Regions from separate parts of the Homo sapiens genome. Here region 1 is linked to region 2. A link is an interaction called in ENCODE POLR2A ChIA-PET data of the cell type or tissue named here. Cell type or tissue: HepG2. All regions are shown on one strand. Each heading gives the region's core, and the rest is flanking DNA. Links, peaks and the distances in the headings are about the cores only. Region 1 has its middle 7.6 kb from the start of UHRF2. Region 2 overlaps IL33 (interleukin 33).

What was found. Peaks named below come from ENCODE experiments on the same cell type or tissue, not always from the same donor. Only the 100,000 strongest peaks of a DNase experiment are listed, where the experiment ranks them.
Region 1: POLR2A ChIA-PET joins it to region 2 with 5 read pairs; 2 of 35 experiments call an interaction of 5 or more read pairs at or near these places.

The regions. Positions count from the first base shown.
Region 1 is chr9:6,399,301-6,411,798 of GRCh38, forward strand. No RefSeq gene overlaps it. Among named protein-coding and RNA genes, the nearest start is that of UHRF2, 7.6 kb to the right of the region's middle. In HepG2, for the core only: no CTCF peak of the experiment used is centred there; no DNase peak of the experiment used is centred there.
Region 2 is chr9:6,229,514-6,242,011 of GRCh38, forward strand. IL33 (interleukin 33) reads left to right here. Exons shown (of 8, transcript NM_033439.4): 2 at 12,171-12,272. The coding sequence starts at 12,182. The region is part of intron 2 of LOC107987046 (a long non-coding RNA gene); the gene reads right to left. Among named protein-coding and RNA genes, the nearest start is that of IL33, 20 kb to the left of the region's middle. In HepG2, for the core only: no CTCF peak of the experiment used is centred there; a DNase peak (open chromatin) is centred at 7,478.

The sequences.
Region 1 (12,498 bases), core at 4,268-6,767, 170 kb after region 2:
AGCCTAGGCAACGTAGCAAGACCCTGTCTTGGAAAAAGAAAAAAAAAAAGCCCAGCTGAGAAAAAAAAATTACAGAAAAGCACAGAACTGGTGCTATGGGTCCAAAGGAAAAGAAATTAGCCTTTCATATGGGTCTCCTAGGGTGAGCACCACAGTTCCTAGACATGCTCCCACATTGTTTCAAAGTTCACTCTGCACAGAGAGCTTCTTCTTTACCCTTTTCAGTGAGATTCTACACTTTGCCACTTTAGGAATATCCTATTCCCTAACACAGAAGTGATGTACTTCTCCTAGACCCTGTGCCCTGTGCCCCACCACACCCTAGGGCAATTCACCTGAAGCTAAATATTTCCCTAAATTTTCATTGTGTCTGGAAAGATAGTACACAGAAGCTTCAGCAGAATTGTTCGATTTTGGGAGACTCAAAGTATGCACACTTTCACAAAATATTTGCTAGTTTAGAGTGAAGTTATGCCTCCTTATTCCTGTGTAAATCTAGTAGAAAACACATGTGCATGCATGCACATGCATCACACATGCACGCATAGCACACGTTCCCACATTCAGACATACCCATATATGTGTGCATATACACAGCATACATACATGTACACATACATACATGCCTGCATGTGCATGCATGCACAGTACCATACCTTTCAAAAATCAGAAGAACTAAACAATCTCTCATCAATACCCTTAGCTGCAGAACCTATAGAAGATTATAAATGTAGCTTTTCTTTACCTTTGGCCACATTAACGTTTTTTGTTGTTGTTGTTGTTGTTGTTTTTGAGGCATAGTCTCGCTCTGTCCCCAGGCTGGAGTGCAGAGGCATGATTTTGGCTCACTGCAACCTCCATCTCCCAGGTTCAAGCCATTCTCCCACCTCAGCCTCCCGAGTAGCTGGGACTACAGGTGTGTGCCACCACTCCCAGGTAATTTTTGTATTTTTAGTAGAGATGGGTTTCTCTATGTTGGCCAGGCTGGTCTCGAACTCCTGACCTCAGTAATCCACCTGCCTAGGCCTCCTGAAGTGCTGGGATTACAGGCGTGAGCCACCGCCCCTAGCCTCCACATCAAATTCTTATGCTGGGTTTTCACCCTAATTAAACTGTGAAAGAGGAGGAAGAAATCTTTTCCTTTTTAATATCTCTATACAGGTCAATCTTGAGGCCAGGGATAGAATTTATGCTTTAATTTATACCACCAATAGATAAAAATAAAAAGTCCCATTTTTCTAACAAGAACATCTATATAATTATGTGAATATAGGCATGCGTAAACATTTAATATACATACATTAAAGTGAACAAATCACAGGTGTATAGTTCAATAAATATTTATATATATAAACCACCCTGTGGTCACTACCCAGGTCATAATATAGAATATTATGATCACCTAGAAGGTTCCTTTGCACCTTTCCCAGTTAATACGACCAATTTCTCCACTCCCCAAAGTTTTTACTTCTAACACTATGAATTAAGTTTGCATATTTCTGAACTTTACATGAAGTTAGTCATACAGAATATGCTTTTTTTACTCAGTGTAATGATTTAGAGATCAATTCATGTTGTGGTGTGTATCAGTAGTTCATTCTTTTTTGTTGCTATGTAGTATTCCATTATGTAAATATACTATAATTTGCTCATCCATTCTCGTATTTGTAGACATTTAGGTGGTTTTCAATTTGGGCCAATTACAACTAAATCTATTACAAACATTCTTGTACCTTATTGGACATATGCACTAATTTCTATTGCATACATAGCTACGAGTAGAATTGTTCCTAGACTAGGTACATAGAAACTACCCAGCAGGTTTCCAACTTGGTTTAATCAACTCACACTCCACCAGCAATATATGAAAGTCCCAGATGCTCTATATTCTTGCTAATACTCAATATTATCAGCCTTCTAATCATTAGCACATGCTAGCGGGACATACATTTCCTTGATAGTGATATTTAGGATCTTTTCATAGGTGTGGAGGCCATTTAGATGTCCTCTTTTGTGAAGGGCCTGTGCCTATTTTTTTCTCTGCCCCTCTCCCACTGAGCCTATTTTTAATTAGGTTGTTGTTCACCCATATTATTAAAATTGTACATATTTGTGACACATTTTAAGAAACTAAATACAGTCATCCCTGGGTTTACAGGGTATTGGTTCCAGGACTCCCATGTATACCAAAATCTACACATGCTCAAATCCCACTGTAGGCCCTGTGCATATTTGAAGTCAGTCCTCCATATAAGTGGATTTCGAGTCCCTCCAATACTGTATTTTTTATCTGTGTTATATTGAAAAAGAAATCTGCATATAAGTGAACCAATACTTATCAGCCAAAAAGATACCGATGACCAGTTAATGCTGGTAAACTTTGATCTACCTTAACCTTTGTGACTCAGTGTAATTTTTTCTAAGCCTAACTAAGGGAAAATTATATATTTTCTTGAGTGACTCCTCAGAATATATCATAGTGAAAGACATTAAGGATTATTGTTTTGATTGTTTAAAATTAATAGTAATTGCTATGAATAGCAATTCATAAAAATTGCTTTTAAAAAATCACAATACAGTTGATCCTTGAACAACACAGGTTTGAACTGTATTGGTTCACTTATATGCCGATTTCTTTTTCAATAGATTTCTTTTTCAAAATTCAGATTTCTTTTGCAAAATTCAGCCTGAACCAGCAATGTATGAAACATACTCACAACAATAATTTGTGGTAGACTGAGGGATTGAAAGATTATGAAAAATAGAGGACAAGATGTTACCAAAGCTATAAAAGGTTATCAATGAGTAATCTATTAATCTATTATAATTAGGGTTAGGAAGAGATGGTGTTTTAGATTAATTATAAAGATGACCAGGCTGGGCACAGTGGCTCACACCTGTAATCCCAGCACTTTGGAAGGCCGAGGCGGGCAGATCATGAGGTCAGGAGATCGAGACCATCCTGGCTAACACAGTGAAACCTCGTCTCTACTAAAAATACAAAGAATTAGCCAGGCGTGGTGATGGGCACCTGTCTGCAGTTCCAGCTACTCAGGAGGCTGAGGCAGGAGATTGGCATGAACCTGGGAGGCGGAGCTTGCAGTGAGCTGAGATCGCGCCACTGCACTCCAACCTGGGCGACAGAGCAAGACACTGTCTCAGAAAAAAAAAAAAATGCAAAATTAACCAAATGTAGTGGTGCGTGCCTGTAATACCAGCTACTCAGGAGGCAGAGGCAGAAGAATCGCTTGAACCCTGGAGGAGGAGGCTGCAGTGAGCCAAGATCACGCCATTGCACTCCAGCCTGGGCAACAGAGCAAGACTCTGTCTCAAAAAAAAAAAAAAAAGATGACCATAATTATTCCCCTCCCAATATACACACTCCTTTGCAATGAGACTTTGCAGCTCCTCCTATCAAGAGGAAGAATCAATTTTCCCTCTCCTTGAATCTGGGCTGGCCTTGTGACTTGCTTTAGCCAATAAAATCTGTTGAGGTGATCCTGTGCCAATTCCAGTCTTGGACCTCAAGAGGCCTTGGAGGCTTCCACTGGCTCTCTTAGAACCCTATCCAGTCACTGTGTGAATAAGTCGAGGCTAGACCCACATAGTACACTGACAGATTATCTTGGGTAAGAAATACTCTGCCAGAAGATCCTGAGATGTGCATGGAGACAAGTTTGACGGGTTATAAATTGTATTGCAATTTACAAAGGAAAGCACTTGAGGCTGGGTTTGGTGGCTCACACATGTAATCCCAGCACTTTGGGAGGCCGAGGCAGGTGAATCACTTGAGGTCAGGAGTTTGACACCACCCTGGCCAACACGGCGAAACCCCATCTCCACTAAAAATACAAAAATTACCAGGGAGCAGTGGCACACACCTGTAGTCCCAGCTACTCGGGATGCTGAGGCAGGAGAATCGCTTGAACCTGGGAGGCAGAGGCTGCAGTGATGCAAGATTGTGCCACTGCACTCCAGCCTAGGTGAAATAGCAAGACTCCATCTCAAAAAAAAAAACAAAAAAAAAAAAAACAAAAAAAACTTGAGGTCAGGAGTTTGAGAAAGCATTTGCGTATCAACAAGAGCAAGGAAAATTCTGCCCACCTTTTTAAAAATGCATTTTTGTCGAAGCCCTGAAATCCTTGCCTGCCTGCCAAACAGTTTAGCTTTACTAATATCATCATTTTATTATATTATAATGGGATTTATTTGGATAATTACTTAGATAATTTGTTGCATTTTGTATATATTACTTTATACCACTTAGTAGAAAATAGAAAAAGTGAAAGTACTGCTTATAATGACAGTGCAATTGGGAGCAAGATGGACTCATTAAGTTTGCCAAAAGCAATAGTCAGCTGGCACAGTGGCTCACGCTTGTAATCCCAACACTTCGGGAGACTGAGGCGGAAGGATTGCTTGAGCTCAGGAGATGGAGACCAGCCTGGGCAACATGGAGAGAACTCATCTCTAATAAAAATCAAAAAAATTAGCTGGGTGTGATGTGTGCACTTGTAGTCTCAGTTAATTGAGAGGCTGAGGCAGGAGAATCACTTGAATCCAGGAGGTTGAGGCTGCAGTAAGTCCTAATCACACCACTGCACTCCAGCCTGGGCCACATAGCGAAATCATATCTCAAACAAAACAAAACAGCCAACCAAACAAAACCCAAAAGCAATAGTCATTAGTTTCAACCTAATGTTTATTGGACTAAAGATGATCTACTGTGTACTCAATAATTAAGGGAAATAACAAAATTAAAGAATATGAGAAATATGCTAGATTAACTCAACTCTTGCTCAAAAACCTCATTTAAATGATAGTAAAGGAATATTTAATGTAATTCAAAAGAACAGAAACAAGATACTAACACATCCTTAGAAGATGAAAAGCCTATGGATTACTTGTTGATCTCTACCCCAGAGAAACTCTGCACACAGTGGAATGTACAAGAATGTTTAGAACATTGTTTGTAAGAGTAAAAAATAGAAACAACCTGAATATACATCAAAAAGAGAATGATTGGCTGGGCATGGTGGCTCATGCCTATAATCCCAGCACTTTGGGAGGCTGGAGCGGGAGGACGGCTTCAGCCCAAAAGTTCCAGACCAGCCTGGGCAACATAGCCAGATTTCATCTCTACCAAAAAAAAAAAAAAAAAAAAAATTAGGCAGGATGGCATGTGCCTGTAGTCCTAGCTACTTCGGAGGCTAAGGTGGGAGTATCACTTGAGCCCAGGAGTTTGAGGTTGCAGTGAGCTAGAAACGTGCCACTGCACTCCACCCTGGCCACAGAGCAAGACTTCATCTTTAAAGAGAGAGAGAGAGAGAAGAGAGAATGACTACATTATGGTATACTTAAACAATGGAATATGATAGATTAGTAAAAATGAATGCCATGGAACTAGGGTCAGCAAACTGTGGCCCACAGGCCACATCCTATACTCTGATACCTATTTTTGTAAAAAAAGTTTTGTCAGAACAAAGTTTTATTCATTCATTTATATACTGAGTGGAGCTGCTTTTGTAGAACTGTAGAATGAAGTAGTTGCAATACAGATCATCTGCCTTCAAGATCTGACATATTTACCCTCTGACCCTTTAAGAAAAAGTTTGTACTAGAGCTACACGTCAACACGAACAGATCCCAGAAAACTAATAATGATTTTAAAAAAGCAAGTTTTAAAGTTATAAAAAAATCATGTTAAGTTTAAAAAGACACCCAAATTTATTATTGTTTAGAAATACACATACACATATTAAAAGTATAAAGATGCACATGACAATAATAAATCCCCAATTCAAGACAATGTTTATCTCTTTGGAAAAGAGAGAGAAAAGGGAATGTAAGCAGAGAGGGGTTTTAACTATTCGAAACATTTCTAAAGCAAGGTGGTGAATACAAGAGTGTTTACTATATTATTCTCTCTACCTTTTAAAATATGGCTAATATATTTCATAATTTTTTTTCAGAGATGGGGTCTTGCTCTGTTACCCAGGCTGGAATGTAGTGGCACAATCATGGCTTAGTGCAGCCACAAGCTCCTGAGCTCAAACGATCCTCCTGCTTCAATCTCCCAAGTAGCTGGGACTATAGATGTGCACTACCACATCTGAATAATTTAAAAAAATTTTTTGTAGACACATGGTCTCTGTAGGTTGCACAGACTGGTCTCAAACTCCTGGGCTCAAGCAATCCTCCCACCTCTATCTCCCAAAGTGCTGGGATTATAGACATGAGCCACCATGCCTGGCCCATATTTCATAATTTTAAAACTCTGTGGTTGTACTAAAAAGGGATTGAAAAATTAGATAGAAGAGTTGTGCAACAGATTCTATTTTCCAAAATTGGCTGCAATAATATCTTCCATCCCATGTGCTCTTCTTACAAAGTGACTTTGACACTCCTCCCACTGAGATGTGGGGTCTCTATTTACTCCCCTTGAAACTGAGAGTGCTTTTGTGAATGTTTTGATCAAAAGAATATGATAGAAATGACACTGTGGTCAGGCGTGGTGGCTCATGCCTGTAATCCCAGCACTTTGGGAGGCCAAGGCAGGCGGATCACTTGAGGTCAGGAGTTCAAGACCAGCCTGGCCAACATGGTGAAGCCCCGTCTCTACTAAAAATACAAAAATTAGCCAGACATGGTGGTGTGCCTGTAATCCCAGCTACTCGGGAGGCTGAGGCAGGAGAATCGCTTGAACCCAGGAGGCAGAGTTGCAGTGAGCTGAGATCACGCCACTGCACTCCAGCCTGGGCATCAGAGTGAGACCCTGTCTCAAAACAGACAAACAACACCAACCAAAAAAAAAAAAAAAAAAAAGAAATGACACTATATGACTTTCAAAGCTAAGCCACACAAAGTCATACAACTTCCACTTTGCTCACTAGAATTCTCACCCGTCTTTGATGTCTTCAACCACCATGTAAGCAGTCTGACTGCCCCTGAGGTGGCAATTCTGTGAGTGTCCAAACTAGCCCACAGAGAGAGACCACATGGAGAGATCCTGAGACTTCTTAAGGAAAGGAAGAGAGAGAGGAGACAGGAAAGAGGAGAGACAGAGAGAGAGACGGGGGTCGGGGGGCGAGAGAGAGAGAGAGAGACAGAGAGAGAGACCTAGCTAGGTCCTAACTAACCATGTCCTTGTTCTTCCAGTTCTGGCCCCATCTGATGATACTGGCATGAGAGACCTTGAGCCAGATTCAGGCTTTTAAACTGAGCCGTTTCTGAACTCCCGCTCCACAGAAACTGTTAGAGATAGTAAAGTACTTTTATTATAAATCTCTAAATTTTTTTTGCAAAGTAAGTTGCATGTGACAACCTAACTGGAAGTTGAACCTTAAGTTAACCCCATCATTAGGATGTTGAACCCTAAATGATGTCACACACAAAATTACAACAAATTTAAAGATCTAATTGTCTTTCTTTTGTGATTCTGGAATTGGGTAACATCTCATTCTATAAAACAGAATGGGTGTTCTTCCAAGCTGAGCAGAGGGGGTTGGCTTTATAGGCAAAGGGCTGAAGAAAGCAGAAAGCAGATTGACCGTTTCAAAGTTACTTTCCTCATACGGTTAAAACAGAGTGAACTTTTTTTTTTTTTGAGACAGAGTCTGGCTCTGTTGCCCAGGCTGGAGTGCAGTGGCACGATTTCAGCTCACTGCAACCTCCACATCCTAGTTTCAAGCGATTCTCTTGCCTTAGCCTCCCAAGTAGCTGGGACAACAAGCGTGTGCCACCACACCCAGCTAATTTTTGTATTTTTAGCAGAGACAGAGTTTCACCATGTTGGCCAGGCTGGTCTCGAACGCCTGACCTCAGGTGATCCGCTTGCCTTGGCCTCCCAAAGTGCTGAGATTACAGATGTGAGCCACCATACCTGGCCTAGAGTGAACTCTCTTATCATGCAGGCTCAGGTAAACTGGGGCCCCTCTGATTGGTGGCTGTGTTGCTATGAATTTCCTGGTTTATTTATTTATTTATTTGAAAACTAGCCCCTTTCAAAGTTCAGTTTTATTATGTGGCACTTAGCACAGGTGACTCCATGCTGGTTTGGTCTGGTCTGCTGGGGGTTAGTAGAGGATCAGTCTAATAATTTTTTTTTTTTTTTTAAACAGAGTCTCGCTCTGTTGCTCAGGCTGCAGTGCAGTGGCAGGATCTCAGTTCACTGCAACCTCTGTCTCCTGGGTTCAAGTGATTCTCCTGCCTCAGCTGGGATTACAGGCATGAGTATCTGGGATTACAGGCAAGCACCATCATGCCTGGCTAATTTTTGTATTTTTAGTGGAGATAGGGTTTCACCATGTTAGCCAGGCTGGTCTTGAACTCCTGACCTCAAGTGGTCCTCCCACCTTGGCCTCCCAAAGTGCCAGGATTACAGGTGTAAGCCACTGGCGCCCAGCCCTCCTAAATTTTGTTAAACACTGTCATCAGTATAAGAAATGAGCTAATTGATTCAAAGACCCTCAGAAATGTTCGGCAATAGGAATGACAAATTGCAGAAGGCAGAGGAAGGCATAAGATTGAAAATGGGGATACATTGCAAGTCTTTAGTGAGAATCCCAGGTCCCCACTCCTACCTGAGCTATCGGATTGTCCAAAGAACCAGGGTCACTCACTGCAGAAAAGAAGTTTATTCTTTGGACAAAGTTCAAAGTTATTTGGACAAAGTTCAAGGGGAAGCCTCCAGAGAAACAAGAGGGTCAATTGAAAGCTAAAGAACACTGGCCAGGGAGGAAGGAGACCAGAGGTTTAAACTTTAACACTCTTTCATTGGTTACATGTCCTTGTGCAAATCATTTCACCATTTGCTAAAGAGAAGGTTAGACCAGAATGAGCTCTAAAGTAGATTTTCATAGTAAAAATATGTGATTCTATTAAAAAGAAAGAGCACACTTTGACTAATTTAATATGACTAATTTAAGTAATGAGCAACCATATTAAGTGCTTTTTAGCCAATGGAAATTCTAGTGCATTTCTTGTAACATGTAGTCCTTTCTAAAATAGCATTAGAGATTATAATCCAAATCCTCCAGTTAAGAGAATTTAATGGTTTCCCCGCCCCATGGGACCAATGATAAGAGTATGGAACACGATATAGGGAATGGAAAGAATATGCATGCATCTAGGACTAGCGACTGCAAATATGTAACAACCCCTGAACCCAAAGCAACAGGGGAGGGAAAGATAGGTTACCAGAACATGGAAGAGCGAGTCACGTGGAGCAGGTCACCTGAAGAGGACAAGTGACATCATGCAAAGGCAAGAGACAGCCTGACTTGGTCTTGCAGGGAGAAAGCCACGGGAATATCCTGATCTCATTCTCTTCGTATCATGCAGGTTTTTGTCTGTGCTCCCTCCCCGTTGGTCAACCTCAGTTGGAAGCTTGAGGGTACTGCCTCTATATTCTTCCTACTCTTGGACTCTAGGACTGCAAACAGGTAGAGAGTGGCCCTGGAGGAGAAAAAGGAAGACATCCAACATAAAAGGGCAGATGAAAAGGTATTAATCATAGCTTCAGAGGATAGGTTGTAATTCATTCTTTAAAAATAAGTTACTGGCTTTGAGACAGTAGTTAAGAAACAAGACATTCTGAAGTATAAGATTCTGGAATTTGTTCTACAATCAACCTTTTTCTGTTTTGCCTCTTGACTTGAACAAATATTGGATCATGACTGATGGTACAAACTTTAGTATTTGCTTTTCATCCATGTAAATAATTTCTCTTTATTTTCCCTGTTCATATCCAAATGGTTTCAGCTACACACTTGGTAGTAAGGTATGATATGCCAAAACTGTCTTGGCTGAGCACTGTGGCTCACTCCTGTAGTCCCAACACTTTGAGAGGCTGAACCAAGTGGATCCTTGGGGGCCAGGAGTTTCAGACCAGCCTGGCCAACATGTTGAAACCCTGTCTCTACTAAAAATACAAAAATTTGCCAGGCGTGGTGGTGCATGCTTATAATCCAGCTACGTGGGATACTGATGCACAAGAATCGCTTGAACCTGGGAGGCACAGGTTGCAGTGAGCCGAGATTGCACCGCTGCACTCCAGCCTGGACAACAGAGTGAGATTCCATCTCAAAACCAAACAAACAAACAAAAAAAAACCCAACTGTCTAATATTGCTGTTTTTGTCAGAGAACTATTTTGTTTTTACAACTGGGCAGATGCCTAAGCACACAACAACAGTATTGCAGGCAAAGAGAGAAAACAGTACACAGTACTACATGGAGAAACACAGGAAGGGTGTGTTTTGTTACATATACAATCATTACTTGCAGTTATTTGTTTATACCCTAAGTCGCCTACTGCATATGTAAATTTATGTTTCCAGATGTAATTCATTTGGTCTGCAGGACAAATACATCATTTTTGAGTCTTACATCTCTAAACTCTGTGCTTAACAATATAGATTGTTTGGGATCTATACACAAATCCTATACAGTCTCAGTAGATACCTAATTTTGAGACAGTCATCTTATCCCCTCCCCACCCCTGCAGTTCTCCATTAAAGCCCCATCACATTAAGAAAGATAAATCTCATAAGAGTGTGTACAGGAGGTCTTAAAAAGTCCCTCTTTAAGAACTTTCCTATTTCTCTTCAATACGTCAAACTTCTATTTCCAGTGGTCAGTTAGACATCTCCAGCTAGACAGATGCTATATTTTGGATGCATTTCAAATGCAACACAGCTCATTTGGAACTCATTGTATTTTCCCGACTTGCCTCCTCTACAAGTTCAGAGCATCACCATCTGCTCGAGCCATCAATTTAAATCTCCTAAGCTAGAAACTTGGGAACTGTTCTCAACATTCCATTTTCCTCATCCTTTATATCCACAATCCTACAAGTTTTATAGGCTCAATTTTCTAGAATACTCTGGAATACATCCTCTCCTCTCCTACTTACCGCCACTAATTTCACCAAAACTGACACAATTGCCTCCTCTGTAAACTTTCTGACAATAAGTTCTCCCCTCATGTCCCTCTTCCTTACTTTTTCCCTAAGGCATCTGTCCAGATTCCTTTTGCTATTATTTCAAATGCATATTTAATTACATCCATCTACTCCTTAAAAATCTTAGTTTTTCCCTGGGGCCCACAAAAATCATCTGCTTTGAATGTTAATTTTCACACACTGCCCTTTTCTATTTAGTCAACCATTCTCTGATTTGCAGTCTCTTCTGACCTGTAAAAAATGCACACTTTTTTGTCTTTGTTTAAGCACTCTTTCCTCTTTGGGCATACTCTGTTTATCTAAATCTTCTCCATAACAGCAGTACTAAAATAATTTATTGTGTACTACTAAGGGATAGTATGCAAACCACTTTACAATCATTAGGTTATTTCAAGCACCATTTTACATTGAGGAAATTGAGGATGTTATTTGTACAAGATCACATTTTTAAGCAAGCAGTAAAACTGGGATTATAATTCCGGTCTATCTCAATCCATGAACTGAACATTTAAATGCTGCCTCCTACTACAATGTATCACATAACTCGTGTCAAGTTGTACAGTTATTTTTAAGCTTCCAGATCATTCTAGTTCCCCTTTTCTTAATCATTCTAGTTCTCCTCTCATCTGTAATCATGGTTTGCGCCAACATCAGTGTTTAGTACTAAGTTATTCTTTAATATTTTATTTTTGTTAAATCTTATCTCAACTAGATTGTAATTTGTTTTGTGAGAGGTAACTAAAAAAAAAATCCTAACGTAACTCCACAAAGCCATAGTATAACGTTATAATAGTAAATAGCATAACCTTATAATAAATAGTTTCGCCTTATTGAGGTAGGTAGTAAGTGTGCTTTAGGTAGATTTGGTTGGTGCAAATGTAATTGTGGTTTTTGCCACCGAAAGAAATGGCAAAACCCCAATGACTTTTGCACCAACCTAAATATCATCTCATTTACATATGTAATAAATACTCAATATTTGCTTTAATTAAAATAGGGGTAGACAAGTGAATTATATTTAGAGGTTCTAGGTGACTGAAATTTTCACAGGGGCAGAAACCCAAAATATGTATGTGCAGTTAATTTTTTCTGTCTCTTCTGTGTTGGGCCATCTTTTTTTTCTCTTTTTTTTTGAGATGGAGTCTCACTCTATCGCCCAGGCTGTAGTGCAGTGGCGTGATCTCAGCTCACTGCAGCCTCCGCCTCCCGGGTTCAAGCAATTCTCCTGCCTCAGCCTCCCGAGTAGCTGGGACTACAGGCAACTGCCACCATGCTCAGCTAGTTTTTTAATATTTTTAGTAGAGATGGGGTTTCACCATGTTGGCCAGGCTGGTCTGGAACTCCTGACCTCAAGTGATCCGCCCACCTCGGCCTCCCAAAGCGCTGAGATTACAGGCCTGAGCCACTGCGCCCGGCCTTTCTCTTCTTTTTCATGATATACTACTGGATTTGTCTGTGCTTGTAATTATTTTAGCTGTTTATTAGTTTATTACAAAAAAATGGTACTGTACCTTTATGGGAATAATTAGCACCTAT
Region 2 (12,498 bases), core at 6,334-8,833:
CATTTAAGACTGTCATTTCTGTAAGTCAAAATGGTGAAGTAGTGCCAGCTTCATAACAGCTCAACCAGGGAATCTACCTCCACTGCTCTGCAGATCTTTGGGATTTGGGTAGGGTCCCCACATCTGTCTAGTGGATGATGCCTGCCTTACTTAGTTTATAGGGTTTCTGTAAGCACTGATCCAAATTACACAACATTTACTGAGTGCCTGCTGTGGATAATTTCTGGGGAAATAAAGATGACTAAAGCACAACCCTTGTTCCCAAGGACCTAGCAGTGGAGGAGGTAGGAAAACAAACAGAGTTGGATCTATTATTATATATATAATAGATAAGGAAGGGAGAGAGGAAACAATAAAGTCGGCTTGATTGTGGGTTGTCAGGGAGATCAAAACATTTGAATTGGCCTCCAATGGTTAAACAGAGTTTCCCAGACAAAGGGATGAGGTAGCACTAGCAAGAGGAATAGTTTGAGCAAAGCCATGAAGGTGTGCAAGTGCATGGTGAATTGAGGAATGGTAAACAGTCTAATTGGTCTAAATGTAGAGAGTATGGAGGGAGGGGTAAGTAAGGTTGGAAAAGTTGATGGGGCAGGTAGTGCCAATGTATAGAAATGACTGGATAAGACCACATCCAGGAAAACCATGGCAAAGCACAGAAGTACTTTACAAGTGATAAGTACTGTTTACCTTAAAGACATAAAACAAAGCTTCCCTAAAATCTCACACTATCCCTCCCTCTTCTCACGAGGGCTTTGGCTTGAGTCATAGATTGATCTACTAGGTATCTTTATAGAGTATTTCCTTTCCCTAGGAGAAGTGTTCTCCCCAGGGTCCAGGAAAGTGGCAGATGGAAACTTTCAGAGTGGTGGAGGGTAGGGGACAGGAAGTGATCCAGATTGGGTGAGGAAGGTGCTGTCTCATTATTCCCCAAACTTCTATCTTCCCTTTTTCCATATCATGTATTCTAATCTCCCTTAAGAAAGAAGTGAAACTGCTACACCCAAGGGAGTAGAGGATTGGTGTGTCACACTCCCCTGTGCTCCCATCCCCCGCTTCTCCTCCACTTCTGCCCCTTTGCAAAATCTCCCAGAATGAAGTCATATTGTGTTGGCAAACTTAGTCATAATCCCCATTTCCTCTCCTTATCAGCCAGGACCTGTCTTCTTCCACTGATTCCACTGGTATTGCTTCCAGTACCCAGCAATATGTTCATTCATCCCACTATATCCTCATAGATCCTCTTCCCATTCAAGAGAAACCAAGCTTGACAAGGAGATGAATCAAATATAAGGTCCTGGGATTCAATTATGCCCCATTCTACCAATGTTCTCCATGAACTAAGAGAAAGAGCCAGATAGCCCTAATATCAGATTCTGGCTTTGCTACTTCTTACCTATGTGACGTTTTGCAAGAGCCACTATTTCTTCACTTCTAAAAGGGAGACAATCATATCCAAACTCCAGAAACACAGTGACATTAGAGATAATATACATAGAGCATCAGTCTTACAGAAGACGCCAAACATTGCAGCTACTACTATCATCATTATCATCTTCACCACAACCACCATTATTAAGCATCTGAATTAATGCAGACTCCTGGCTGGTCTCATCCCTTCCCTCTTATTGCCCTCCATCTGTTTCTCACATGATAGTCACAGCACTAGTTTAAAAATAAAAATCAAATCACATCCCATGTTACTCAAAACCCTTCTTTGGCTTCTCAATGCACTCTGAATGAAATCCAAGCTTCTTCCTTTGGCCTCCAGGGCCCAGCCCAACCAAGCTTCTGTCCCCTTCTCTCTACAGCCCCTTCACATTATGCTCTCCCCATTGCCCGCTCTGCTCCAGCCACACTAGCACTCTCTGTTCACTGAGCACTGCGGCTTCTGTCCATCTCAGGGCCTTTGCCCCTGAGGTTTTCTCTTCCCTGTGTCTCTTCCCTTTCATATGTTCCTCACGCCCTTTGGGTGCAGTTTAAATGTCACCTTCTCTGACTACACTACCTTAGTACCATTCTACTTTATCTTCTTTACCAGTCCAATTCTTTTTTATCACTGTTCATTAATAACATATTTGTACAACTATGTGAATAACTTCTATCTCCCCAATAGAAAGTAAACTCCAGGAGGGCAAGACAGTTTGCTTTGTTCAGTACTGTATCCCCAGCACCTAGCCCAGTACTAGAAGTAGTATTTTATTTATTAATGTTTTTAGGCAGCACTCCATGCTGTAGTACAAGCAAATGCAAATCCAGCATCATTTGTGCCCTCAGGATCTCGAGGAGGTTAGGATTTCCTTACAATCATTCCCAGTTGTGTCTCTTTTCAGAGAATTTACTCTCTAGGACATCAAAGGTCAAACTTTCTCTTTTCTGTATTATCTAAATTTTCCACAATGAGTATGCATTTTTAGTAAGAATTTCTCATAAACTCAGCATTGTAACAAGACTCATCACAGCAAATCAGTCTGATTAAATGAATTTATTTTGAAAGTAAAATTCACAATAAAAGAAGAAAGTCCAACAGCCAACTTAACATTCTTAAAGGTATTAGCATTTAAAAGTGGGAAATTGCTAATCAAAGAGCATTGTCTGACATATAAGAGGTTAGTGATTCAATAAATGATTTTCCAGCTGATCAGATGTAGATAATATGACAATGTGAAATGAAAACATTCATGCAGCACCCCATGAGTTAATGATGGTGGAATACATAGTCCTTGGCATGCAAAGGGTGCTCAATATTTGTTGGATGTAAGTTTCTGGAAGATTTCTTCAGCCAAAGAGAAAACTACGCAAATTTGCATCTTTGAAAATGAAAATACCTCATATATTTCTCACTGTTGTTGTTGTTCAGAGGTGAATGACCAACTAATAAATTTCTATTTAAATTATTTTATTTAATTATTATTTCTTGACAGATTAAAATCTTTCAGGTTGTTTCCCTAATTTAAATGTATGTCATTTCCTCTGGGATGTTCCCCACCCACACACAAGCATACTCCTTACTCTCTCCCTCCTTTTCCTTCAAAAGCACTATTTCCTATGATTATCTAAAATGTGACTTTCCCCTGGTGATGCCATATTCTTAAAACCCACTCCATTTTCTTGTGTGCACATTTCCCAGGGCTAGTAGAGAAAGCCTTTCTAACCCCATCCCCAACCCTGGGCCCAACTACTTAAACTAATCTCTTTCCTTTCTGGTCACTAGGGACCCTGACCTCCTTTTCTGTTCACTATTGCCTCTGCTGCTGTCACCCTTGGTGATTTCATTGCTGTTGTCACCCTTAGTGACTGCTTTGACTCTTTAACACTCCTCAGCAGTTCACCCAAAAAATCTCATTCTGACCACCATCATCATCAGAACATCTTTCTCTCTAAGATAAGGAACACTGGAATTCTTCTGTTTATGAACAAACTCCCATCTTTCTACTTCCTCCACTCCCATTTAAAAAATTCCTTTTTGAACCATTTTTTAAAATTGTGGTAAAACATACATAATATAAAATTTACCATTTTGACCATTTTTAAGTGTACGGTTCAGTGGCATTCACATTGTTGTACAACCATAACCACTCTCCATCTCCAGAACATTTTTTTCATCTTCCAAAACTGAAACTCTATGCTCACTGAACAATAACACCACATTCCAAAGTTAATTCTTTTTTATATTCTCTAAGGATCTGTTTCAGATTTTTCCCACTTATACTTAAAACTTCAAACCAATGCTTATTTCTCTTAATCTCCGTCTCTTTCAGAACCTACATTACAAAGATTGAAGCCATTTTATAAGACCCTTAAGTTCACATCCCTAGACCTTAAAACTTCACATCTTCTCTCATTCTCTCACTAGTTCCTCCTCTACTGCAGGAAGAAGTGTGCCTCCTCCTTTTCAAAGCTGATCCTTCCACTTGTGTTCTTTCCCCCTCTCTTCTGTATCTCCTCTGGAAATATTATGTAAGTTTTCCTCTTTTCATTGGCTACTTTCTTTCTGCATTGAAGCATACTCAAGAGTCTATCACATCCCAATATAAACCTCAATATTAATGACAATAATAATAACAAACATATTGAGTCTCTACTGTGCACCAGCTACTGTGCTAAGCGCTGAAAATATATCTTCTCATTTAATTCTCACAACAACCTAATGAGTTAAATTATGAAATTATTATGGGTAATATAACAGTTATTATGAAAATTTTCATTATTATTAAGAAACTGAGGCTTCAGAGACATCAAGCAACTTGTCCAAGGTCACCTAGCTAGTAAGTAGCATCTTCCCTTCTCCACACTACTGTGTAAAGATACCATTCTTTCTTTCTTTGTTCCCTTTCATTACTGTATTATACTTCTTGGAAATGTCTTACTTCCTCCTTCTCCACTCTGCGCAGTCCAGTGCAGTTGTTTTGAGATTCCCACCATACTTAAATGACTCCTCCAATGTCTCTTAATCTTCAACCAGGTCTCTATAGTACTCATTACCAACTGTTCCTGCTTTTTGAGACAGTGTTCTCTCTTAGCCTTCATAATATGAACTCTTCTTTTTTCTGCTTCTCTGTCTGGTCTTCTTATTAACTTCGTTTCTCCTCTTTCCCCTTACATGTTAGATATTCCAGAGTTTCATCTTCTTACAGCTTTCTCTTCCTGCTCCACACTCAGCCAAGACAATCTCATTCACTCCCACACAATAAACTATCATGCCTTCACAAATGAAGAGCAAATCCACATGGCTAAGTTTGGCCTCTGGCCACCTAGTTCCAACTCCCTGCTGAAATGTCCATATAACTGTTCCTCAAGTACCTCAAACTCCATCTGCCCTACATCAAACTAATTCCCTGTCCCTGTCACTGAACTCCCCACCTGAGTTTCCTATTATTAACCACTGGAATTATGTCCACTTCCCTTCACCACCCTGCTTCCCCTCATCCCCAGTCCAGAGCAGGTACACCCACATCCAGAAAGAGCCGAGGAGGCATTGTGGCAGACGTGCCCCTAAACTGGGAGTGAGACTTGGGTTTTAATCCTGACTCAGCCACTTGGTAACTGCATGACTTAGTGGTACAGAACAGGAATCTCTGGGGCCCTTACTCACACCAACCTGCAAGGACTCTATGAAGTACCTGTAGCACTCATCATTCCATCCCCTCCTCGTTAGTCCCATTAACATTGCCCTCACTAGGTCCTCACTGCTTTTTGCCTGGGATATTTTAACTGGCCTCCTAACTATTCATTCTTTTTGCCTCCGTCTCCTTCTTTCCTTCCTTCAGATGGTGCTTCACACAGACATAAAATTATATTCACAAAACACACTCTAGATGATGTTTCTCATTTGCTTTAGAAACTTTCAAAAGATTCGTGTTGTCCACAGGATAAAATTCAAACTCCTTATTGTAGCATTCATAGTCCTCTGCATACTGGTCCCAACATAACATGTGAAACTTCACTTTGTCTGAACTGAATTTCAAATGTAGTTGTGGTATGTATTTGGAAGGAAAAAAAAATCCCAAATGTATTCTTTTTTCACTATCTTTATTTTTTTCATTTTTGGTGACAAGAGTCTCACTCTGTGGTCCAGACTGGAGTATAGTGCTATCAGAGCTTACTACAACTTTAAACTTCTGGGCTCAGGTGATCCTCCCACCTCAGTCTCCCAAGTAGCTAAGACTGCACGTGCACACCACCCAGTCCAGCTAATTTTTAAAAATTTTTTCTGTAGAGACAGGATCTCTTTATGTTGCCTAGGCTGGTCTTGAACTCCTGGCCTCAAGTGGTCCTCCTGCTTAGGCCTCCCAATGCACTGGGATTACAGGCATGAGACACACACCCAGCCCTGACTTATTCTTTATACCAAAAGTAACACTGAGTCAATCAAAGATTTATGTATAAACTATTAAACATTAAAGTTTTAGATAATATCATAAGTAAATTTATTTATAATCTTGGAAGAGAAAAGGTATTTTGAAGCAGAACACAAAACCAGAAGTTCTCAAAGAAAACACTGATTATATTTTACCACATAATATTTGAAAACTTATGTATGGCCAAAAAATGCCATTAGTGAAATCTAAACATAAATGACACAGGGGAAAAAGTTGTAACACAAATCACAGACAAGGGTCTAATTTCTTAGTTTAGGTAGAGTCCTTAAAATCAATAATTTATAGAAATTAACAATACACATTTTTTAAAAGATGCTCAATCTCATGAAATAAAGGAATAAAATTCAAAACTATCAGATAGTTTACACTCTTTAGAAAGGCAAACATTTCAAAGGTAATGACACTCATTGTTGCTAGAAAGATGGAGAAAAGGGTACTCCCCTGGATTGTTCACAAAACTGTTAATTAATACAAGTTTTTGGAAGTCAATTCATTAATATCTGTCAAGCTATAAGATACATGTACCCTCTGATCCAGCAATTCCACTACTAGGAGTTTATGCTACCAATAAACTTATAAATATTTTCAAAGAATCACAACATACACCCACACCCACCCACACCCATACACACACACACACACACACACACACACACACACACACACAACTGTCAGTTGCAACACTGGCAATATTAGAAAACAAAAACAAAAATAAAATCTGGAAACAGCCAGTGTTAATCAATAAAAGACTCGTTAAGATATATTTCTATGATTGAATGCTATTTATAATGTTACTTGTAAAAGAATGTTTCTAATATGTGAAAATATTTATGATATAGTGTTAATTGGAAAATGCAAAAAAAAGCTTAAAATATATTTGCAGTATGATTCTATTTTTTAAATAAAAGAGATGTGTATAATTTTTTACATAGAAAAAAGAATGTCAGGATCTACCACGCATACACTTTCCTGTCATTTACATATTTTCTAAGTGCACATGTATCTTTTTTATAATCAGAAAAAAATTACTTTAAATGTTTTCAACTTTCTGTAGAAAAGAGAAAGGAAATTAAACAATCTGTGTCCTTCTATATTATATGTTATGCAATAAACACTGCCTAGAGCCTATATTGCAAAGATTTTATAAAAGTTAATGATTAACTAAGTGTAACTCTTTGACAGTGCTACAACTAGGCCGGGTGCAGTGGCTCACGCCTGTAATCCCAGCACTTTGGGAGGCTGAGGCAGGAGGATCACTTGCGGTCAGGAGTTCAGGACCAGCCTGGCCAACATGGTGAAACCCCATCTCTATAAAAATACAAAAAAAATTGGCCAGGTGTGGTGGCATACACCTTGTAGTCCCAGCTACTTGGGAGGCTGAGACAGAAGAATTGCTTTAATCTGGGAGGTGGAGGCTGCAGTGAGCTGAGATCGTGCCACTGCACTCCAGCCTGGGCAGCAGAGGGAGACTCTGTCTCAAAAAATAAATAAATAAATAAAATGAAAGTGCTACAGCTAAAATAATCTCTGTTTAGGATCTGACGGTAGGAAAAAGATAAGCTCCCACACGTTCTAATGCATTTAAGTAGCTCCATCTGCATTGCCTCATACATCAATACTGTCATCCAATGTTGCTTAATCCATGTGTGTGTGTGTCTATATAAGTAGAACTGGGATGTAACTGCCTTAAATACTACAATTGCTGACTACAGGAAACCTCATCATCTGAGACCAGCACTTTATAAATTAGGTGAGTATCATAACCAGTGTGCAGGGATATCTGCTGTATATCATTGGGAATAGCAGCAAAAAAGAACAAGTGATGTTCCTATTGCCATATGTTCTGAAATATTTCTGATATAAAAATAGGGGAGTAATGAGTCAATTTTAGTATGAAAAAAATGGTGAAAAGAGTGATCAAGGCAAAGAATTTGCAGGTTATTTGAAGAAAATACTTTTTCAGAATAGGATTTGAAAATATTTCCTGACTATGCTTTTGACTTATCATGTGGTTCTATAAAGGGTGTTGACTTTCTCTGTGTCAATGACTCCATTGTAAATGTGGTATTTTCAGCTTCTCTATCTTGCTCAATTATACAAGCCAATACTGGTTTACAGCAAAGTTCTTCCAAGTGCGTTCTCTCAAACTAGTCCATGAGGGTGATAAGACGGGAGAAAAAGGTTATGAGATCAAATAACTACTGAAAACAATAGTTAAACAAAGGTACCCATGAGTCTTCAATAAAGGACTATCAACACCTTTTCTATGCTAACATGACTCTGACTCTCCTAGAGATAGAATGTAGATTGGAACATTTCCCATATTTATTTGAAAATATAACTTTTTGTTAAAATATTCTAAGATTATTAAAAAAAGTAACTTTTTTGAATGACCAGGAATTGTTTTTTCTAGGATATAAGTATCTTTGGGTAGAAGAGAAAACAAACAACGTCAAGGCAATGCAGTTTTTATGTTAGTAAAGTGTTACTTCATTATCTACTGTGTGCAGGTTACTATTTAAACTATTTTATATACAACTTAAAATACAACTACAATTGGGTTCCCTATCTTATTATTCCAAATGCGTGATTACAAATTAACAACCATATTCAGAAACTTATTATTTCAAAGAAGTTGGACAACTGCTTTGTGTATAAGAAAGGCTGAGTGTTTGGAGTTAAATTCCCAGTTCTGATTATTTTCTTCCTGTTTTGAGGCGGAAAGGGAGAAAGAATGGAGGGAGACAGGATAGGGAAGTACTGGCATCAAGATGGAAGTCAGGAGGCTAGATTCTGTTCCTGGTTCTGTTTCATAATCCTGGGTGAGGCACTTAATCTTCAGAGTTTCAGTCTACTCATCTGTAAAGTTAGGGGCTCAGTAAAATGATATGTAAGATCCTCTGCTTCTAAGCATTCTTGACCAAAAAAGGTAGGAGAATCAGAGGAAGAAAATAAAAGTTCATGTGAGGTCTTCAAGCTGTGTGAGCACAACATTTACTCCCATGGCAAGACTGAGGGACAGAATAGGTAGTCTTCAACTGGCTGACCATTGAGGATTTTGCACATGGGACTGGATGTAAATAGGTGGCATGCACATAATGTTATAGCAGTTCTACCTAGACAAGATCATCTGGAGTTTCAGCCTCCAGAGGTTTGTCCAGGGACAAAATAGGGTGCCTAAAGTTTACCTTCTAACGAGTCCTCTAATCCAAGAACTCAATGCTCTTCTTTTAACTGCTAGAAGAGATTATTCATATGAAGCTCATAAGAGATTTAAATTGTAACCACTGCTGGGATAATTTGGTTTGTTTGTTTGTTTGTAGTGTGGCAAAACAGGAGGCCATACTTAAAAAGAAGAAGCAATAATTATTGATAGAATTGCAGGCAATGTCAGAGAGTTTAAGACTGGAGAAGAAGTCCTGCTCCCTCCACAAACCACAGCACAGTGTCATACCCTGATGTCGAAGCCAGATTGCAGAACCATACTAAGAGAATATGGAATTTTCTGCAATTTATGATACAGAACTCCATATTTTTTCAGTACGATACAGTGACCCAGCTTGATCATCAAGGTATCACATCGATTGATGTCCCTTGCTTGAATCAAGTATTAAATTGGGGGTTGCAAGATGGTGATTTGTCTGATTCTGAGAGAGAAAGAACAAAGAAACCAGCTAGGCAAATAGGGCAAAGTCCTCGGCAGAACTGCTCTTCTAACAAAGAGCAGCCTGAGAGATCAAGCCGCAAACATAGAAAAGGAAGCAAGCTCCAGCACAAAAGAGTGCCTTCTGTGTAATCAGCAAATTTCAAATTTCATATACATTCAGTTGGCCTCAGTGAACACATTCCTTTCCTTTTTTGGTTATATTCAAATAAGGAAGCTTGCTCAGGAGGGCATGCTTGGAACATGCCTACAGCTACACAGATAAGGGGAGTTACACTGAGCTAGGCATGTCCACAATGGAGGATTCTATCCCCAACACGTGCACAGTAAGGGAAGTCAAACAACATGAAGTAACTTAGGCTACGAGCCCACATGCACACTGGAAGGACAGCGTGGGGGTTGTCAGAAATTCATGCCTTCTGCAAATGACACACCTAGTCCTAACCAGTTTTTCACACCTTATGTAAATAAAGTACCCCCTCCCCACTAGCTCATTTATAAAAACCCTTGTATTCCACTATAGAATAGCAACCCTTTTTCAGGGCCCCTCTCTGCAGCAGAGAGCTTTCTCTCCTTCTTTCATTTATTAAACTTCTGCTCTAACCTCACCCTTGGTGTGTCCACCTTCCTTGATTTCCTCAGTTGTGGGACCAAGAACTCCGGGTGGCATCCCAGACAATGAGGCCTATTTCAATGCTATCATTCCTTCTGTAATGACTAGACCCCTCCCTATTCAACTAGCCTCACTAGTTTTTTAGTGACTCTGCTTTCTGGCACAACAGGATGTTCCATGTTCACCACTACTTTACCAGCTCCAGATCTGGAGCAGCTGTTCCTTTCGGTGGAGAAAGTACTAAGAAACTAAGATATGGGCACACTGATATTGCTGACTCATATTTAACATTCCATAGGTTTTCTCATGACTTCTTTTATGTTTGTGTCTCCTTTCCCCTACAGTCAAAACCATGTAACATAATGTATCTACTTATTTGCTCTATACTAAAGTATAACAAAACAGTCTCAGAACTTCAGTACCAGTATTTCCACTATCTACAAAAAGAGTCCAACTTTGTAAAATAGTTGAAGAGATTTATTCTGAGCCAAATATGAGTGACCACGGCCTGTGACAAAGCCCTCAGGAGATCCTGAGAACATGTGCTCAAAGTGGTTGGTGTGCATTTTGGTTTTATGCATTTTAGGGAGACATGAGACTTCAATCAAATACATTTAAGAAATACATTCATTTGGTCCAGAAAGGTGGGATAACTTGAAGCGTGGGGTGGAGGGGTTCAGCTGGGAGATGGGTAAGGGATAAAAGACTACAGTCAACTGGGATCAATAAAAAGGAATGTCTGGGTTAAAATAAAGGATTGTGGAAACCAAAGTTCTTATTTGCAGAGGAAGCCTTCAGGTTGTAGGCTTCAGAGAGAATAGATTATAAAATGTCAATTCTAATACAGTGGTATTTGTGTATCTAAACATATCTAAACACAGAAAAAGTAAAGTAAAAATATGGTATGAAGATTTAAAAATGGTGCACTTGTATTGGGCAATTAACCATGAATGGAGCTTGCAGGACTGGAAAATGAGTCTAGGTGAGTTAATAAGTAGTGAGTGAATGTGAAGGCGTAGGTCGTTACTGACCACGACTATAGACTTCATGATCACTGTACACTTAGACTACACTAAATTTATTTAAAATTGTTTCCTTTTTCCATAATAAATTAACCTTGCTTACTATAACTTTTTTACTTTATAAACTTTTAGTTTTTTTAATGTTTTGACTCTTGTAATAACACTTAGCTTAAAATACAAACATCATACAGCTGTACAAAAATTTCTTCCTTTATATCCTTATTCTATAAGCTTTTTTCTATTTTAAACATTTTTAATTTTAATTTTTTACTTTTTACGCTTTTTCCTTAAAATCTAAGACACAAACACACACACCCTAGTCTAGGCCTACACAGGGTCAGGATCATTAATATCACTGTCTTTCACTTCCATATCTTGCCCTACTGGAAGTTCTTCAGGGGCAATAACATGCATGGAGCTGTCATTTCCTATAACAATGTCTTCCTCTGGAATACCTTTTTGACAGAACTGCCTGAGGCTGCTTTACAATTAACTTGTTTTTTAATAAGTAGAAGGAACACAATCTACAATAATGATAAAAAGTATAGTATAGCAAATACATAAACCAGTAACATAGTCATTTGTTACCAAGTATTATATACTATGCATGATTGTATGTGCTATACTTTTATACAACTGGCAGTGCAGTGGGTTGTTTACACCACCATCACCACAAACACGCAAGTAATGAATTGTTCTAGGATGTTATGATGGCTACAACAGCACTAGGTGATAAGAATTTATCAGCTCCACTATAATCTTGTGAGACCACCATTGTATATGTGCAATCCATTGACCAAAGCCTCATTATGCAGTGCAGAGTACCATATCCTAGCATGAATGCATAGTTAGAATACTACGTTCAAACTTTACTGAAATAATTATTTCCTCTATATGGTTATGTTACCAATTTGGTAGTGAGCTAGCCACAGTTGTTTCCGTTTGTTTTTAAGTTGAGACAAATGAACTAATATTATATTTTAATCCAACAGAATACTGAAAAATGAAGCCTAAAATGAAGTATTCAACCAACAAAATTTCCACAGCAAAGTGGAAGAACACAGCAAGCAAAGCCTTGTGTTTCAAGCTGGGAAGTAAGGACTTAAGTTATCTCTGAATGTTTTACGCACTATTTTTATCTGTTATCAAATATTTATACTCCAATGTTTATACATGCTATCTTATCAAAATCTACTAAGAATACAAGAACTAAAATAAAAAGAGATGGCACATAAGGGTATAATACAGCAGACTGGTTTTGAACCAACCATATATAGCCAACTTTGGCATATTTGATACATCACCAGGCAGGAATAGCTG